Regions from separate parts of the Homo sapiens genome. Here region 1 is linked to region 2. A link is a loop called in an ENCODE intact Hi-C map of the cell type or tissue named here. Cell type or tissue: mammary epithelial cell. All regions are shown on one strand. Links, peaks and the distances in the headings refer to the core of each region. The heading gives the core; the rest is flanking DNA.

The links. Peaks named below come from ENCODE experiments on the same cell type or tissue, not always from the same donor. Only the 100,000 strongest peaks of a DNase experiment are listed, where the experiment ranks them.
Region 1: it touches region 2 in a loop (2.5-fold over the local background); 35 of 110 quality-filtered maps call a loop at or near these places.

The regions. Positions count from the first base shown.
Region 1 is chr15:98,942,581-98,946,969 of GRCh38, reverse strand. It overlaps IGF1R (insulin like growth factor 1 receptor), which reads right to left. Exons shown (of 21, transcript NM_000875.5): 19 at 3,918-4,047. Among named protein-coding and RNA genes, the nearest start is that of PGPEP1L, 63 kb to the left of the region's middle. In mammary epithelial cell, for the core only: no CTCF peak of the experiment used is centred there; no DNase peak of the experiment used is centred there.
Region 2 is chr15:99,057,089-99,061,477 of GRCh38, reverse strand. No RefSeq gene overlaps it. Among named protein-coding and RNA genes, the nearest start is that of LUNAR1, 45 kb to the right of the region's middle. RefSeq lists silencers at 2,102-2,151, 2,262-2,431 and enhancers at 2,449-3,048, 3,049-3,650. In mammary epithelial cell, for the core only: a CTCF peak has its summit at 2,381 (motif pointing right); no DNase peak of the experiment used is centred there; H3K4me3 peaks cover 986 bases; H3K27ac peaks cover 429 bases.

The DNA.
Region 1 (4,389 bases), core at 131-4,130, 110 kb after region 2:
TAGCTCTCCAACAACAAAAAATTAAAAATAAAATAAGAAGAAATGACTAGCTCTCTGCTTTTGCTGACTGCAGGCTGGTCTGGGAAATGGCCTGAGGATGTGGCTCCCTCCCAGACCCACTTCTCCTCTTGCCCCACGTGCCCTTCCTGGCTGTGTCAGCGGCTTGCAGGCAGCCAGTTCTCACGGCACGGCTCCCACCCTGGCCCTCCCGGCCCAACTGCTCCATTCCAAGTTCCCAGTTACTGGGCTACCCACAAACTCACTGCGTCTCACACTGAACTCCGATTTGTGCCCTGTTCTTCCCCCGGCTTCCCTGCAGCTGATGCCCATTCCACCCGAGCAGTCTGCCTGCTGTCACCCATGCCCTTGGCCTCCTCGGAGTCCCACTGCGAACTGTCCACCCAGGCTCACATCTGTCCAAGGTCTGGCACCCTCCTTCCGTCCCTCAGAGCTCCCTGAGTGTGCAGGATCCTGCTTGCCTGGCCCACCACCACCTCTCCTTTGGTTACAACATCTTGCTCAATGCAGCTGTATACTCCGGCTAACAAGAACTTCAAGCACAGCTCTAATCACCCTCTGGTTCAGAAACCTTAACAGGGCTTAAAGAATTAGTCCAGGATGCCTAATACAACAGCTGAGGCCTGTCTTGATCTCTCTGCAGCCTAAGTCCCACGAGGAAACCTCACCAACCCCACCTGCAGCAGGTGCTCCCTACTGCCATGCCTGCCCAGCATTCCCACTGCCAGGAACCCCCCACCCCTGCCCCGCCCCGCCCCGCTTCCTAGTGCTCTTTTTGTGACAATCCATACTTAGGGTGCCTACACAACTTCATCTCTTCTGTGAAGAAGATGATGCAACCCCAAACTGTCAGAATTGCCTCCTCTTCTCCACAAGACTTTATCCTTCCAGGACCAGGACGACGACGACGCTGTCATCGTCGTCATCGTCATCATCGTCATCATCATCATCCCCGCATCTTCCACACCCCCAAGAGCCTTACCATCACCCACAGGCAACGATACAGGAGGTAGCAGACCTAGCTCTCCACAAACGCTTGTCGAGGTGAACTGCAAAGCCTATCTCCTGAGCAACTCTTGTCTGAGGTCAACATCACCTGCCACTGAGGACCACTGAGTGCTAGAGTCAGTCGTCCTTCACAGCTTAATGTGACAACTGCAAGGTGTGGACACTGAACCATCTCTACACAATACCAGTTGCCACAGGAGCCATTTCAACATCTATTCAGGTACCGCAGACTTCTCGAGACAGACCTTGCCTTACAGATGGAGCAACCGAAGGCCAGAGAAGCTCTGAGGTTTAACCAAGGCCACACAGCCAGTCAGAAGCACCGAGAAATATGCAACACCTCTGTGTTTTTCAAAGCCGGTATTTTACTATGTGGTGTTGGCTCTTCATGACTTCATATAAAATCAAGTCTTCCATTTCATGGACAGATTTAATCTTCAAACAGTAGATACATGTCTCTGTGTAAAGCCCTTTCTAATTAGGAACCTTGACGTTGTTTCCCCAGGGGGAAGACCGGCGGCTGTGAGTCCCCCTGCAATGCCCGTGCTGGCTGGAGGCAGCATTCAGTAACTATACTTCCCCACACCAGGAGGGGATGGTAGCAATGGCCCACTCACCAGCAAATTAAAACCTACAGAGAAATCCACATTCCCCACAGATGGTAATTAGTCATGAAAGAAGCAAATAACCTTGGCTATTTGTGACTATTTGGAAAGCTTCTTAATAAAAAATAAAGATTATGTGTTGGGTGATCCAGATGCTCGGGAAGAAGCACAGCTCTAGGCTGTGGGGTGCAGCTCCCCAGTCCTTCGTCTGGTTTCCTCCATGCCTAGAGGGCACCCTTGTCATTTCAGAGGGACATGGTGCTACAGGGAGCTGCAGGGAGAGCAGCCACAGTGCCCAAGGGCCTGGGAATGAAGTCCTGGAAGACAGCAGGAAACTTGGAGGTGTTCTGGCTAGAACAGACACACCTCTTCGATGACTCCTAGACCTATCTTATCAAGAACAGAGCAAGGTATGCAATTGTGCTACAGAGAGAAGGTCCAATGGGTGTCACACAGAGGCTGACGTAGCAGAACACGAAAGATTTGCTAAGAGCAAGGATGTCTAAAGCATGAGGCTGGCCTGCCTTTGTGAGGCAGTGAACATGGAGTCCCTGGAAGGAAACCTCTTAGCAGAAGCTCAACCAGCAGCTGTCAAAGATCTGCAGGTGCACTGGGGACTGGGCCTGACTGCAGGGATACATCCCAAATCCTAAAATTCTGGGGTCTCTTCTACAAAGCCCAATACAATTCTTAGTGTTTCTTTCTAGATTTTTAACTATTTAGGAATCATTGCTTCGTGCTGCTGAATACAATCTGAAATCATTTCCATTCTTTTGAGAGGGACAGCTTTAGTTTAGAGCCTGGACCGCTGAGAAACCTGCTCCAACGCCCTAGCCTTCCTGACCTGTGCTATCCTCAAAGCCTGTGTTAAAAAGCAAACAAAACCTGAAGCGCTGTCAATGCCTGAGCATTTCATGGAATGAATACCAAACGCCTATTCATGTTTATACATATCTTTTTGTATTGGTTCACAGTAGTTATGTAGCCAAATGGACAGAATTGGCAATGAACACACTCTAGGTCCCTTTGTTGTTGCTTGTGCAGTAACTGCTCGTCAGAATTTGGGTAAAATTTGCCCGAGAGATATGAACAACACTTTATCCTTCTATTCTGCTTCTGTTCTCCCCGGCTGTATAGTTTTCTATTTTATTATACTACAAGCTGACCTCCAAGCTCCTGGAGGCACGAAGCCTAGAATAAACAGATGCATGCACATACCCAGGCTTGCTCTCTCCTCACCATCCCAATCTCTAAACACCATGCAGAGCACTTTGATTTGACAGTGAAGAGATAACCATCTTGGACAAGCTGATTGCAAAACAGATCTCATACTTGAGCTTAAGAAGCAATCATGCTTTGCCGGGTCATATTCAAATGCTATTTCCAATTTGCACCTGTCTTCAAAATAAGATCCAAGGCCCCTGAACTGTGAAAGGTTTACGAGGTTAAAAAAAAAATGATGTCAGTCACTATTGAAATAGTTCCTCTATGCGGTCATCCAGACTGTTGGAGTAAACAACTACCATTTCTGTAACACAACAGCAACGGGATCCCCCCAGAGGAAAGCCAAGACACTAGCTGATATTCTAGAAGGTGCCTGTGCCAGGGCCTCAGCCTGCCAATAACCTCAGTTGTATTTCAGAACCTGACTGCCTCTCTGCAATGTTGCCAAGGAACTGCAATAAACAATACTACTGAGAGGCCTCTGATCCCTCGGTCGATGGGCTTCCACTGGTAGACACTGTTTATGATTAAGGGAGACGTTTTGCTTCCCATAACCATCCCTGGGTCCACAACGGTGGATGCCCACTGAAAGACAGACAGCAGATGGGACCAGCAGGAAAACACAATCAGGACTCATAAGCTTTGGGTCTAAATAAAGCACTGTCTGCAATCTGAGGGTTAGATTAGGTGAGGCAGACACACAGACAGTATCTGTTTATTGAGAAAGAGGAAAAGAGAAAGAAGGCAGGCAGGGGAGAAACAAAAAGAGGTGACGGCTTCTGGCACATCCCACCTCCTGGAAACATAATCGGTATCTGCTGAAGGCGGAAAGAATGTTGGTCCCATAAATTCTTTAAAATCCCACGAATGCCCTTCTGCCCTTAGCTAGCCCACTGACAACAGGAACACCTCAATGATGAAGAAGTGTGGCTCACACAACACTGAGCTAAAGCTGGCAACGGGTAACAATGAACAGAGAAAGATAAAGCCCTAGAGACTGAGCTGGTGGAAAGTGCAGAGGCTGGGGGCTCCAGGCTGGCAATGCAGTAAAGGTTCTCATACCAGACGTCCGAGTAAGTGGTGAAGACTCCATCCTTGAGGGACTCAGGAGACATCCAGCGCACGGGCAGCAGCCCTTTCCCTCCTTTCCGGTAATAGTCTGTCTCATAGATATCTCGCGTCATACCAAAATCTGTAAGGGAAGAGAGGGCGCAGAGTCACACGCTGGAGCAGGCACCACTGCTGTCACAGCAGAGGACCCTACACTCATTATGTGTGGAGAGACGCAAGGCAAGACACAGACACGTCCCACTTTAAGGTGGCCAAATATTAGGGTTTGCAATTTTATAAGGTGGAGACAGTAAGGGATGATTAATCACATGATGAGCAAATACCAAGCAATCTCCACTTTTAATATATTTACAATTTGATTCCCTTAGGAAGTTAATGCCCTTATTGCATTTAAATGAGAGGCAGGCTGAGCGCAGTGACTCAACGCCTGTAATCCCAGCACTTTGGGAGGCCACGACAGGAA
Region 2 (4,389 bases), core at 231-4,230:
TGATAAATATTTGAATCCTGCAGTGGGTAAAGTACCATGCAATGTACAATGGGCATACCGAAAAAGATGAAACAGTCTGTGCCTCCCTTCCGAGTTCACAGTTTAGCTGACAACACAGGTACACACTCATGCCACTGAATAACCTTCCAATACAAGTTCCCACTTGTCAGAATCATGGGGAGCTGCAGCTTCCAACTTTGGGGATCAGGAAAGGCTTACGTGAAGAAAGTGGGATTTGAGCACAGCCTGGACTGTGATTAACAATAAGAAAAAAAAAGAGTTCAACAACAAAGACGACATACTTGTAAAATTAGCCACCTGAAATTCTACTGCCCAAAGGTGACCATGGTTAGCATAGCCATGAGCGCCCTTCTGCACAACCGCGGGATCCCGTTAGGCACACTCTTGTATAACCAGCTGTTTTCACTCAACAATATGTCATGGACATTTTTCCATGCCAATTATTCCCAATCTACATCACCATTTAAGCGGCCGGCAAATACTCCATTATACGGATGTATTCTAAATTAATCAAATCCCCATTGATAAACATTTAGTGTTGCGGTCAAGGGCACAGACTCTGGAGCCTCAGAGCGTGGCATCATTCCTGGCTGTGCAACTCCCCAGCTGGGTGATGGTCAGCAGAAACCTAGCATCTCTGAGAAGTTTCCTCATGTATTAAATGGAGGTGCGGTTGTCCCTCGGTATGCGTGGGGAATTGGTTCCAGGAGCCCCATACCAAAATCCACAGATGCTCAAGTTCCTTATATAAAATGGTGTGATATTTGTATATAACCTGCACACATCCTCCTGTACACTTTAAATCTCTCTGGATTACTTATAATACCCCATACAATGCCAACACTTCATTTCATTCTTGTGGATTCAATGTAGTAGTAATTGGCGCATGGCAAATTCGGGTTTTGCTTTTTGGAACTTGGCGGAATTTTTTTTTCTGGAATATTTTCCATGCATGGTTGGTTGAATCCACAGATATGGAGGGTTGGCTGTATTAATAATACAGTCCCTGGCCAGGCACGGTGGCTCACGCCTGGAATCCCAGCCCTTTGGGAGACCGCGGCGGGTGGATCATGAGGTCAGGAGTTCGAGACCAGCCTGGCCAATATGGCGAAACCCTGTCTCTACTAATAATACAAAAAATTAACCGGGCGTGGTGGCGCACATCTGTAGTCCCAGCTACTCGGGAGGCTGAATCAGGAGAATCGCTTGAACTCGGGAGGCAGAGGTTGCAGTGAGCTGAGATGGCGCCACTGCACTCCAGCCTGGGCGACAGAAAATAAAAATAAAAAATAATACAGTTCCCGCAGCATAGGGATGTTGTGAGTAGCTATTTGTAAAATGTTTAGAACAGTTTCTAGCACTTAGTAAATGCTCAGTTAAGGCCAACTACTGTTACTGTTAAGCAGGACTGTGGCCATCCTCTGTGCTTAGAAGGTCTGTCTTTGTGCACCCTTCCCAGCACCTACTTAGGATAAACACCGAGAAGTGGAATGAAATCGTCAAACAATGCACTTATTTTAAATCCTGATCAATATCATCCAATTGCCCTCCAGAAATGCACCAGCCGCTGGTGGGCAGGAGGACGCTGTGGCCGGCAGGAGGCTGCAGAGGGGACAGCCCCTGCCTCCTAACTGGAGCACCGGGGACCCTCACCAGCCATCCACACCGCCAGCGAGGTTTCCTGACTTGCCTAGCCTTCCGGGTGGCATTTTGGAATATAAAGCAGGAGGAAAATTAGCAGCAAGTCAGATTCTCTCACTTTGATTTCTAGAAGGAAAGCTAGAGTTGAGGCCGTGTTCGAAAATATAGGTCAGATCTCGGTTTCTGTGGTTACCAAACACTGTCAGCCACCAGTGACTCCCTCCCTCGGGGGCGATGCCAGGGTTCCGAGGCTGGGCAGTCGGGCCTGGCCCCCGCCGGGGTCCCCGGTCGGCTGCCCCGCGAGCCTGGAGGGTCTGCACCGGGGCGAGGGCCCGCGGGCACCCCGCCCTTCACTTCTTCTCGGGGGAGGGGCCGGAGGGCTTGGCGGAGCTGCCGACGGGGTCCGGGGTCGCGCCGATCCCGCCTGGCTCCCCGCGCCTGGGGCTGCAGGGTGGGCACGGGCCGGGCCCGCGGGAGGAGGGGGAGGCCGGGCGCCGCGGGAACAATGTGCTCGGTTGTTGCCGACTGTCAGCCTCGTTCCCGGATCCTCCTTTCCACGCCCCTTGGCCTAACTGCCGCGGGCCTGGCGCGCAGAGGGAAGAGCCCCCTTATTTGGTCTTGGAAAGAAAAGGGAAAGGTTATCCTCGGATGCCTGCGGCGTTGGGTCATCAGCCCGCCGCGGCCGGCGCGCACGCGGGAGCAGCTCCGACTCCCGCCGGCAGGGGGCGGCGCCGGGCAGCGCCGGGGAGCGGCCGCTGGAAAACAGGCGCGTAGGTTCCGCCGCGGCCGGCGCGGATCCGCTCTTGAGCGTGGGGAGGGGGTGGGGGTGGGGGTGGGGGCGGAGGGAGGGCGGGGGAGGGGGCGGCGTCACGGGCAGGGAAGAAGAGAGAAAAGAAAAAAACAAAACCTTTTTATGGCCAGTCAAGCTTCCAAAATTGGAAAACCGTTTCAGTTCGAGGCTGTGACTTTGCCATGTCGATTTCATGTGAAGCATCTGGGAGTGCGCGGAGTGGGGGAGAATAGCGGGGGGTGCGGGGTGCGGTAATCAGTGTTAAGATAAGCCGTGCCATTGGGGTGAAAGTTACTAAGATAATTGAAAAGGTACAGTTTGGGGATCGGTGTCGGCTCGGGTACTTTGCTCCCCACCCCCTTCCCTCTCTTCCCCACTCCTCCCTCCGCCCCTGCTTTTCCAGCCTCTCAGGTGAGCCTGGTGATGTGTAGCGGAGTCTCGCTCTGACCCCCAGGCTGGAGTGCGGTGGTGCGATCTCGGCTCACTGCAACCTCCGCCTCCCGGGTTCAACCGATTAGCCTCCCGAGTGGCCGGGACTACAGGCACGCGCCACCACGCCCAGCTCATTTTTGTATTTTTCGTAGAGACGGGGTTTCCCATGTTGGCTAGGATGGTCTCCATCTCTTGACCTCGTGATCCTCCCGCCTAGGCCTCCCAAAGTGCTGGGATTATGTTTCTAGCCACGTGCAGGCTGAGCCTTGCCCAACCTTCTTATTATCCTGGGCAGCTCAAAAAGGCGAAGGTGACCAAGCTGGGATTCGAACCGCGTCCTTCACGCTTCAGCGCCAAGGCTTGTTCCACGGTTAAGAGCACATTACCTCGCCAATGACTCCTCCAAATAAAGCTTGTGTAATATGTGTCATTCTTCTAAAACCTTTAAAAAAGAATCAAAACAGTAACTGGTTTGACTTTTTCAGCAGAAGGAAGCAAAAGGGCGTCAGCACCTGGAGGTGACTCTAGTGGGGAACCTGCGCCCCAGAGGTGGGAAGGAAGCCAGGGGGCATTCGTTTCGCCTCAACTGCCCCAGGGGTTCTTGTCCATCTCCAGAGAGGCTCTTGGGTAGCATCCTGCCATGGTACTTGTTACCGCACAGAGCCTTCCAAAGAGGGGCCTGGCAGGCGGGGAAGCTGTTGCTAACTTCTATTTTCTATTTTAGGCAAGTTGCAAGCAGCCCTTGTGTTTGCCTGCAGGTCTCACACGGTCCTCCGCCCCTTCTCATTGTTCCAGCTGCTTCCTGAGGTGGTTACTAATAATTGTCACTCATAAGACCTGCCTCGGGTTTCTTCATCTGGAAGGAAATTAATTTTCCAAGTCACACAATTACAGACAACTTTTAAAAGAGTCACTGAGACAGTTTCATGCTTACCTTAGATTAGATGGTTCCAGTTTATTCTTTTTTAAAAAAGAAAATTTGTGTGAACAAAATTAAATCCAAGAAACATGGTTTTTCTCTAGCTCTTTTTTTTTTGTGTGCGTGTGAAATAGTTAAAAAAAAAAAAAAAGAAAAAGAATAAAGAAAAGAAACTGCTTCTACCAGTTTTGGGGGGTTTCCAGGTTTCCAGACATTTACTTAGCTTGATACATAGTATATTTCTGTGGGAAAAGGACAGCGAGAATATCTTGTAGCTTTTACTTTCCAGCATTGTTGTACTGGTTACAGTCAACTCCACAGTATGAACCAGTTGATCAGCTCCAGTAAGGCCTCCTATCCCCTAGTGGAAAAACCCAGGCCTTTCCCACCGCTCTCGTGTCTTGCTCAGGACTGCACCTTTTGTTGCTGGTCCCTTGCTTGGCACTTCCTAGCTGACAGGCCAGGAGGTAGGCTCACTCTCCTTGGTGCTGATCCCAGGCACCAGCTTCCATGAGAACCAGCAGTCACTTCCAGTTGGGGGCAACCCCATCCGGGTTTGCCCTGACATCCCAGAGCCCAGGTCCCC